Linked DNA regions of Homo sapiens: regions 1 and 3 are each linked to region 2. Evidence: chromatin contacts called from ENCODE POLR2A ChIA-PET data. All regions are on one chromosome and are shown on one strand. Each heading gives the region's core, a stretch centred on a gene start or an enhancer-like site at or near the end of the contact. The rest is flanking DNA. Distances are from core to core; before and after follow the strand shown.

Region 1 (3,030 bases), core at 493-2,992, about 27 Mb before region 2:
AACAACAATTTTAAGGACAGAAATCCACCTCCACAAAAAAGAGTGGAAACCAGCTGGGCGCGGTGGCTCACGCCTGTAATCCCAGCACTTTGGGAGAAAGAGGTGGGCGGATCACCTGAGGTCAGGAGTTCAAGACCAGCCTGGCCAACATGGTGAAACCCCATCTCTAGTAAAAAAAACACAAAAATTAGCCGGGTGGTGGCACATGCCTGTAGTCCCAGCTACTCAGGAGAACCGCTTGAATTGCTGAGGCGGAGGTTGCAGTGAGCCGAGATCACACCACTGCACTCCACCCTGGGCGACAGAGCAAGACTCCGTCTCAAAAAAACAAAAAAGAAAGAAACAGGCACCATGCCACCATCAATCATCCATCCCCATGGTTAGGTACATGAGAGATAAGCACGAGAAAAAAATAAGATGGAATGAAGTGATTATGAAACCCTGAAATCTTAACGAATTATCAAGTTAAAGAGCAAGCAAGAGAAGTAGTGAATACAGTGTGGCTTACACACAACTGATTGGCTGTAGAGAACTCAGAAAAGAGGACTCAATACAGGGTGGGCGACAAGCTGGGAAACAATCCTTAGGGAAGGCGAGGTACAGCAAGAAAGTATTGAAACCCAAAAGTGTCACTGATGCTCCCAACCTCGTAAAACCCTGGATCACATGTTTCAGTTCTCTCCAACTCAAGGAAGAGCCAATCAACCCAATGCACAACCGCCACCTTCCTGAGAAAGCAGCCTCTTACTAGATACAGGCAGGGGCTGTCCCAGGGAAGAACCGGAGACACTGAGCAAACAGAAAGCAAGACCAAGCTAAGCCACATTTCACTTTAAGCCGTAGTCTTAAATACCCCCAAAAGGCCCCCAGGGTGAGATAAAGGAAGGCTCATCACAGAGCTTGCTTCTAGCCATTGCAAGCGCTAAAAGCTTTTAATTCTTAAGTGACTCGGGGGGAGACTGGAAGTACAGCAAACTCAAAGCGGACTGTTGAACAGCTGTGTGAAAGGCAGGAGAGGCGGATGCTCCTCCCCAAACCACATCACCTTAGATTTGGGCCTTCCAAATCATCTCATCCAACCCTATCATCTTCCACGGGAAAAGACTGCGGCCACAGAGGTGAAGGCCACACAGCTAACCAGTGCCCTGCTCAAGTGACCCACACATGCCAGCAGAATGCTCTGGCAGGGAACTTCTAAGCGGAAGGCAAGCGGCCTGGTTCTACCTGCTGCTTCCGCACAGAAGGGGTTCAAATCCCCTCTGCAGTCTTCTCTCCCTGGGCCTCGGTTTGGCACTGCCACCCCTAATCACAGAGAGAAGAGATAAGCTCCCATGTCTCCCGGCCAGTCCCTTCATTTGAAGATAACATGAGCGTGTGAATGTGTGCGCAGAGACGTGTGTCAGCGGCAGCTCGGGCTCCAGGGAGCCGGCGTTGGGGGTGGGAGGAGGAGGGAAGACATAAGGGGCCAGAAGGCGAGGAGACCCATAACCGCGGGCGGGGGGCCCAGGCGGCGGTGGAGGGGAGAAGGATGCTGAGCCCGCGCGCCCGCCCGCTTGCTCCCCCCGGGCCGCGCGTCGGCACTCACGCTGAGGGGAGAGAGCGAGCTGCCGGGGAGCGGAGGGGGGGTCAGGCCGACACTGTCGCCGCCGCTGCCAGAGCCGCCGCCTCCTCCCTCAGTTTCGTTTCCCCACAAGCCAGCCCGGGTCCGCCAGCCGCACCGTCGCGCTCGGGTCCAGTACTGCGGGCAGCGCAGCCTGATGACGTCACGGACAGCGCCGCGCCTCGGTCCTCCCCCGGCCGGGTCCCGGCCCCGGGAAAGGCAGCTGAGGTTTGGCCCGCTCCACCTCTCAACCTGGGAGGTCCAGGGGCGCCTGCGCGGAAAAGCCGCCCGGAAAAGGCTGCAAAAGCAAAAGTAACTATCTCCTCCTTTGGCTCTGAGGAAGAGAAACCAATACAAAAATTGTAAGTGCTAGGTGCCCTCACACGACCTCATCTTACTTAATCTTATCATTATCTTCATTTTACAGACTAAGAACAAGTTCAGAGAGGTAGATGGTAAACTGGTTGAGCGAACGCAGTGTTCTTGTTCCCTGCTGTATCCCCAACATCCAGCCTATGGGACATCTCAACAGATTTTGAACGAAGGACGGGAGGACAGAAGGAATGCCGCCTGTAGCATCTTACCATATGGGCACAGTTGGCTCTCCATCTCAAACCTCTCTTCTGATTTTCAGGCCAATATGGCCAAACGTCTGTTGGACATCCTCACTCAGTCACCTCAAACCCCATGAATTCAAATTTCACCTTATGTTCTTCCATCAGCTCACTTTTTTCCTGGTGAAGGGCGCTGCCATCCATCCTGTTGGTCCAGCTAGAAATCTGAGGAATCTCCCTCTTCTTCATACCCCAAAGTTTCTCATACACTTAATTGCGCTTACCTCCTAATTGTCTTTCAAATCCATCCATTCACCCCCATCCCCATTGCCACAATTCATGCACTTACCCCCTCTCGGCAGAATTTCTCCAGTAACTCCAAACTCCCGTGACTGTCTCCAGTTGTGATCCCTCTAATGCGTTCTTCACAAAACCAAAGTGATTTTTATAATTTTCAACACCTGTGAAAAGAAGGGAATTTAAAATTGATTAATTAAACCTGATCCTGTCACAACCCAACAATGATTAAAATCCATCAATGATGTCCCATTGCTCTTAGAATAAAGCTAATGTCCTTAAAATGGCCTCTGAGACCCTCCAGCATGACCCCTTCTTCAGGTATGCCTTGTACTGCTATCCCTTAGTTCTCCCCATGCTGACTCTTCTCAGTTTATCAAATATGCCGTGTCTCCGCCGGGCGCGGTGGCTCACACCTGTAATCCCAGCACGTGGGGAGGCTGAGGCGGATGGATCACCTGAGGTCAGGAGTTCGAGACCAGCCTGGCCAACATGGTGAAATCCCGTCTCTACTGAAGATACAAAAAAAGTAGCTGGGTGTGGTGGTGCGCACCTATAGTCCCAGCTACTCAGTAGGGT
Region 2 (3,114 bases), core at 542-3,041:
CCACATTGGCCAGGCTGGTCTTGAACCCCTGACCTCAGGTGATCCACCTGCCTCGCCCTCCCAAAGTGCTGGGATTGCAGGCATGAGCCACCGCGCCCAGTGGACAAGTCTTATAAAGAAAAACCAACAGAGTAAAGGTATGTTTCCATGAGTACCAACGTAAGCTCTAGAGAATCACCAATAACGAAATCTCAGGAACTCTGTGCTTATTGCCATGTGACAATAGCATTAGGAAGTCTGATTGGATGAGTGCGAAGCATGACAGCAAAATACACAGACACACACACACACTCACTCACTCCTTAAACTGAAGGAACTGCATCAAAAAGTATTTGCAAAACAAACCGAAAAAGAAAAAAACCCATCAAACTTCTTTGAACATGTGTTACTGCAAATCAGGTCCTTAGTTACAGAAGATACTCCTTCCATCATTTAAGACCAAGGGGGCCTCCTTTGAATCAAGCATTTTTGCGGGTCTGCTATGGCCTTAAATCAAATAATAACCTTTTAAAATTCACATAATGTAGGTTATCTAGGCTATTGCTTAGATTTAGTAGAAGTATAGGGTAATGGTTAAGAGTTTCAAATGTCAGAGACCCTCGGGGGCTCCTGACATTTTGGGGTCAGCTGTGTCAATTATTATCTGTGTGTCCTTCAGCAGTCACTTAACCTATCTAGGACCAACATTTTGGTACTTCATCTGCAAAACGAGAATAACTGCATCCTCCTCAGAGGGTTGCTGTGAGGACTACTGTGTGTCTGGAACACAGTTAAGTAATTTCACTACAAAAAAAAAAAATTAAATAGCATCATCTTTGACTATTCAAAACACATCACTTTTCAGCCAAAGACAAAGAGCAAATAACTGGAGTAGGAAACAAAATAAACGAAAGCAATAGGCCAAGTGATATACTTCCAAATTTTCTGGATAATTAAAGACCGACGCCTTGACTTCATAAAGAAGTACTGTACTCAATTTTCTAGAAAATGCTTAGAATTGCTTCAAGAATAAAAGTGAGCTAGATGTTAGGAGGTCGGATTCCTAGTCGTGAGTATAGTCCTATCTACCTATTTGACTACTGATAATTTATTTGACCTTTTTATCTATTCACACATCTAGTAATATCATATTCTGCTGTAATTTCTCTCCATCTATGCGTCTCCTCAGTCCTCCACCCCTTATGTAGGCAACGTCTCTAAGGCAAGATCCATACCTCCAGCATCTTTGCATCTCCACCGCCCAGCTCGCCATAAGTTCCCAACAAATAATGAATTGGTATCGCTTTACCTATAAGGGATTTATCCTAATCTAGTTCTAGTAATTTGTAAAATTCCAGGGCAGAAATTCAGCAAAAGAGCGAGATCTTCTTTCATTAAATTCTGAATACTGTCAACTTATGGGATCGATCCTTAAATCCACAATCTACGACTCATTTGTCCGTATGCAGAAATGCCGGTTTCCTTTGTGTCCCGTGGACCTTTTGTCTACTAGAAAAGGCAGATATTGCCTCATTTTGATAAAATGTCCATTCTACGGTTTAAAAGGTTAGCTTTTCTCTTAAGTCTCTTAGGTTTGATTCATCAAATCATCCAGTGAACAGCAGGCGCTCCAATGTTCACCTCTGCTGTGTAGGAACCAAACCCGACCTTCCCGGCCCCGCCTCCGACTGTCTCTAACTACGCGGTATCTCACCTCGTGGTCGCCGCAAGCCTCGGGCTCCGGGTGTACAGCGAACCCAAAGAGGACCTGCTCGTAGCAACCAGCGACCAGCTCCATTCAGCAGCGCACGTGCCTCTTCCGCCAGCCCGGCTCAGCCTGGAGGTGACAGAACCGGAAACCAAAAAAAAAAAAAAAAAAACACCTGACTCCTTTCTGCATCGGCGCTCGAATTATACGTCAGGCTCCAGGGCTGCCTTTAAGTCGCCTGTAACGTGGAAACACTTTAAGCGCGGGGAGGTCACATGGATTTTCCAAGAAGAGAATAAGTAAAGATGCCACATGAGGAGGTTCTCACTGCAAGGAGAAAAAAATCGGGGGCAAGCAGGCATATCTCAGGAAGGTGCCAGCTACGCCCGTCTGAAGGGAGCGGGCGGGACATCCTCTGCGAAGCCCTTCATTTCCGTGACATCAGGAGGAGGTGGGGCCGACTTCCGGCCGGTTGCTTAGGGGCTGTAGCGCCGGCAGCGTGCATTGTTGTGGGCTGTGTACTAGTAGGGTAGGAGTTTTTGTTCAGGGACCAGCGGAACGAGGCTTTCTGTCGTTAATAGGGTAAGGAGGGGTGGGATTAGGGTTCGCGGTGACTTGTTCCAGCGGCGCAGCGCTCGCGCTGCCTTGACGGACTCGGAGTGCTAGATGTGTCCGCGTTCCCGTCTGCCCGGGCCAGAACCCCAGCCCTGCACACTTTCTCTGTCTGCTTGTCTAACTCTGGGGCTGTATTGGCCAAGGTTGCGGCACCTCCTGGGGAGGGAGCAGTGAGCCTTCATTTTTTTTTTTTTTTTTTTGAGACGGAGTTTCGCTCTTTTTGCCCAGGCTGGAGTCCGGTGGCGCGATTTCGGCTCACCGCAACCTCTGCCTCCCGGGTTCAAGCAATTCTCCTGCCTCAGCCTCCCGAGTAGCTGGGATTACAGGCATACGCCACCACGCCTGGCTAATTTTGTATTTTTTAGTAGAGACAGGGTTTCTCCATGTTGGCTAGGCTGGTTTTGAACTCCCGACCGCAGGTGATCCGCTTGCCTCGACCTCCCAAAGTTGCTGGGATTGCAGGCGTGAGCCACAGCGCCCGGCCAGAGCCTTCATTTGAGAGTTGGGAAAACAAAGTGAGCCTGAGCAACATATTTTGATGCCGTCTCTACAAAAATGTTATAAATTAGCCCAGCATGGCGACGCCCGCCTGTGGCCTCAGCAACTCGGAAGGCTGAGGTGGGAGGATTGCTTGAGCCCAGGAGGTCGAGGCTGCAGTGAGCCGAGATCGCTCCACTGCATTCCAGTCTGGGGGACGAGCCAGGCCCCCTTTCAAAGAAAAAAAAAGTTTTATTTAATAAGGTTTAGAGATTCAGGTATGTCTTAGACATTACAGCTTTCCTACAAGCTCCCAACAGAGTAAATCTTGGTTC
Region 3 (2,982 bases), core at 461-2,960, about 78 Mb before region 2:
TTGAGACGATAATTTAAAGAAACAAGGTGGGCAAATTTTTTCCCAAGGGCACAGATAAACCGCAAATCTCTAATTCAATGCAACATTCTTCACTAAATAACGGGAACTTTTTCATTTCATTATTACGAAGATTAAGTCATTGAACTTAAGTCCATAAAACGTTATTCTGACAAGACTTTGAAATCATTTCGTAGACTTAATCCTATTTAAACTTCTATCCATTTTATCCTAATGCAATAGCACTGCAATCAGACGGGCTAAGTCAATTCAATTGCTAACTCTTCTGAAAACTTACTCTGGACACACTAACACGAAGTACCACAGTGGCAAAAGTAATAAAATCAGTTTTGTGCGGCTCCTGCCAACTCTTAACTTGGAACCACTAAGTAGGTCAGGCCCGAGGCGGGCAGAGCCCCAACTGGACTGCGCGTCCCACACCGGGCACCTCACATTTTGGCACAACTCCAACCAAACGAAACCCAGCCGCTCGGAGCCCACTCCACCCCCTACGGCGGGACGTTAGAGGCCGTCTCCGCGTTTCACCGACTAGGACTGGGGCTCCCGATAGCCGGGAGGCCGAAAGCCGGGCCCAGTCCTTCCCCAGCTGCCCCCACCCGGCCTCGCCTCCTTCATGGGCGCCGGAGCGCCGGGCACGTAGCGCGCGCTGACGTCAGCCCTCCCGCGGGCCCTGTCCCTGCCCCCACCCCGCCGCGCGCCCGGAACGCCGAAACCCCCTGGAACGCCGCCAGCCTTCTAAATCGGGGCTGTTGCTGGGGCGCAGCGGCGCTTCTCATTGGCCGACTCCTGGGAGCCAATCAGAAGCGCCAGCGCATGCCTCCCCTTCCCCCTTCTTCCCCCAAAGCAAGAATGGAGCGGGCGTCACGGAAACTTCCCTCCCGAGTAAACAGCCGCCCCCCCCACCCCGCCCCCACCCGCCCGACCCCCCGGGTGCAGGGTCTGCAGCCCCAGAGCTCGGCCGCGACCGTCTAAGGGCCCGACTCCCCAACGGCCCCCTGGCGGCCTCACCTCTTTCCTGAGGGGGGTTTGGCCGGGAGCCGCGGGCCGCAGCGGGGCAAGGTCGGGGCTGGCTCCCTCCGTGCCGGCTGCGGCTGCAGGACTCGGGGCCAAGGCGGCGGCCGGGCCCGGGACCTCCTGCGCTCCGCTCGGGCCGGTCGCGGGGCTCCGGCCGCCCTCCAGACTCGGCCGGTGCTGCTGGTACTGGTGGAAGCGGCTGGGCAGCTGCCCTGCGGGGCTGGCCCGCACCTTCTTCTTTCGCCGCTTCTTCGGCGCTGCCCGAGGAGTGCCTCCCGCCACGGCGAGGCTGCGGTTGGGCAGAGCTGCTGGAGCGCGAGGCTGGGGGGTCAGACACGGGCCATCTCCCCCTAGGAAATGAGGGAGGAAGAGGGTCGGGGGCAGTGCCCGGGGGTCCGGGATCCGGGGTAAAGGAGGCGGAGCCGTGGTCACCATCGGGAGGGCCCCAAAGTAACCTCGGGAGGAAAAGCCAAGCGGCGCAAGGCGGCCACCCAGGACGAGCGGCTCCCGCTGCGGGACGGAGACGACAGTCATAGCGCTAGGAAGCTTGTCGCTCAGCAACGAAGAGAGAAGGAGAAGGTGAATGAAGCCAGTGAAGATAGGGTGGCGGCGATGGATGCTGCTAGGAGAGCCTGAGAAGATCGCGGAACATGACTCGGGCGGTGGCGGCGCAGCAACAAATAGCCACAGCCCCAGCTCCGAGTGTTGTTATCGGAAGCTCCGCCCCGCGCCCGCCCACTTTCCTGCGAAAGCCCAATTAGAGTGCGACAAGGCAGGCCACGCCCCCTCGCTCCGCCTCCGCAGCTTCGGGTAGACACACACAAACAACCAGCTTGCTGCAGCCTGGCACAAAGAGGGCGCACTGCGCAGGCGCTGCCAGCGAGCTCTTTTGGGAAGAATCGGTCCCGCGAACAATGAAATTGGGTTTCCGCCCCACCCTCTTTACTCCTCCCCAGCACGCCCCTGCGCTTCGCCGGGCTAGGGAGTGGTGGTACTGAAATGTCCCGGCGGAGTTTGTTGATGGGGGTGGGGAAGGGAGGGGGCAGGGGGAGGGCGGCAGGAAGAACGGGGGCTGGGAAGAGGGGATGACTTTGGCAAGGCCACGGTTGCCTCCTCCGCTGCTGACCTTGGGGAAGTATCCGTTTTATTTTCAGCCCAACATAACAGCGTTATCATTTTAAAACAAAGATTTCTAAGTACGCTGTAAGGATTTCTTCCCTAGCAATCGTGAAGAAAATCAGTCTACATTTAAATTTTATCTACTGAAGTATGGCTCACGATTCTTTCATTTACTTGGTTCGGCATCGCTGCTTATTAGTCTCGGTGATCAGAGTAAAAATCAAAGTGACTTACTGATTGAATTAGCCCCTCGATGTATAAAAAGTTCTCCGTAAATCCATAAATGGAAGTTGGAGTTTTTACTGATTTCATACTTGAAGGATTGTGAGACTTTGGGATCAGAACATTGTGCCTGGTTACTTGAGGAGGCGGCAAGCCGGCTTGCGTCTCAAAGGGAGAAAGTGAAACAGCTCTGCAACATAGAGTATTTTGTTAGCTGCGCGTAAATAGAAATTTTTCGCGATCTCCCCGCACTGCTCAACCACAAAAAAGAATTGTGGCCATAATTTATCAAGCATTTATGTTCCAGGAACTGTTCTTTACATAGATTGTCTCACTTTAACCTCACAACAACCCTTACGAATAGGTACTAAGAAAAATAGATCAGACCTCAGCTCTGCGAAGTAGGCAGGCTGTCATTCTCTTCCTTTCACTACTAATGCCTGGGGCAATTGTTTAAAGGCATTTTGTTCCTGATTAGCTGCCTACGCATTATCTTTAAGTTTCTGAAATTTAAGATACAAAGAACAATGTATAGCTAGTCAAGAGCCCACGATATTTTAATGTAAATTGGTAAACAATTTAGGAGCTGCCTCTTTTCCTTTAAAAACC

Evidence for each region. ChIA-PET counts read pairs that join two places held with the same protein, here RNA polymerase II (POLR2A).
Region 1: POLR2A ChIA-PET joins it to region 2 with 7 read pairs in B cell. The contact joins the promoter of CMTR1 here to the promoter of PAK1IP1 in region 2. POLR2A ChIA-PET finds 5 or more read pairs at or near these places in 3 of 52 experiments (B cell, CD4-positive, alpha-beta T cell and activated naive CD8-positive, alpha-beta T cell).
Region 3: POLR2A ChIA-PET joins it to region 2 with 10 read pairs in T-cell. The contact joins the promoter of PNRC1 here to the promoter of PAK1IP1 in region 2. POLR2A ChIA-PET finds 5 or more read pairs at or near these places in 2 of 52 experiments (T-cell and activated CD8-positive, alpha-beta memory T cell).

The regions. Positions count from the first base shown.
Region 1 is chr6:37,431,933-37,434,962 of GRCh38, reverse strand. CMTR1 (cap methyltransferase 1) reads right to left here and starts at 1,742. Exons shown (of 24, transcript NM_015050.3): 1 at 1,586-1,742. It overlaps LOC107986531 (a long non-coding RNA gene), which reads left to right and starts at 1,740. Exons shown (of 2, transcript NR_171666.1): 1 at 1,740-1,912; 2 at 2,028-2,735. RefSeq lists a silencer at 1,397-1,586 and enhancers at 1,587-1,866, 1,559-2,060.
Region 2 is chr6:10,693,649-10,696,762 of GRCh38, reverse strand. It overlaps PAK1IP1 (PAK1 interacting protein 1), which reads right to left and starts at 1,791. Exons shown (of 10, transcript NM_017906.3): 1 at 1,694-1,791. The coding sequence starts at 1,777. It overlaps C6orf52 (chromosome 6 open reading frame 52), which reads left to right and starts at 2,147. Exons shown (of 5, transcript NM_001145020.3): 1 at 2,147-2,269. RefSeq lists enhancers at 1,764-2,143, 1,573-2,175, 2,184-2,233.
Region 3 is chr6:89,079,479-89,082,460 of GRCh38, reverse strand. PNRC1 (proline rich nuclear receptor coactivator 1) reads right to left here and starts at 1,710. Exons shown (of 2, transcript NM_006813.3): 1 at 1,027-1,710. The coding sequence starts at 1,566. PNRC1-DT (PNRC1 divergent transcript) reads left to right here and starts at 1,881. Exons shown (of 1, transcript NR_187250.1): 1 at 1,881-2,299. RefSeq lists enhancers at 37-997, 2,516-2,605 and silencers at 906-1,285, 1,676-1,825, 1,876-2,085.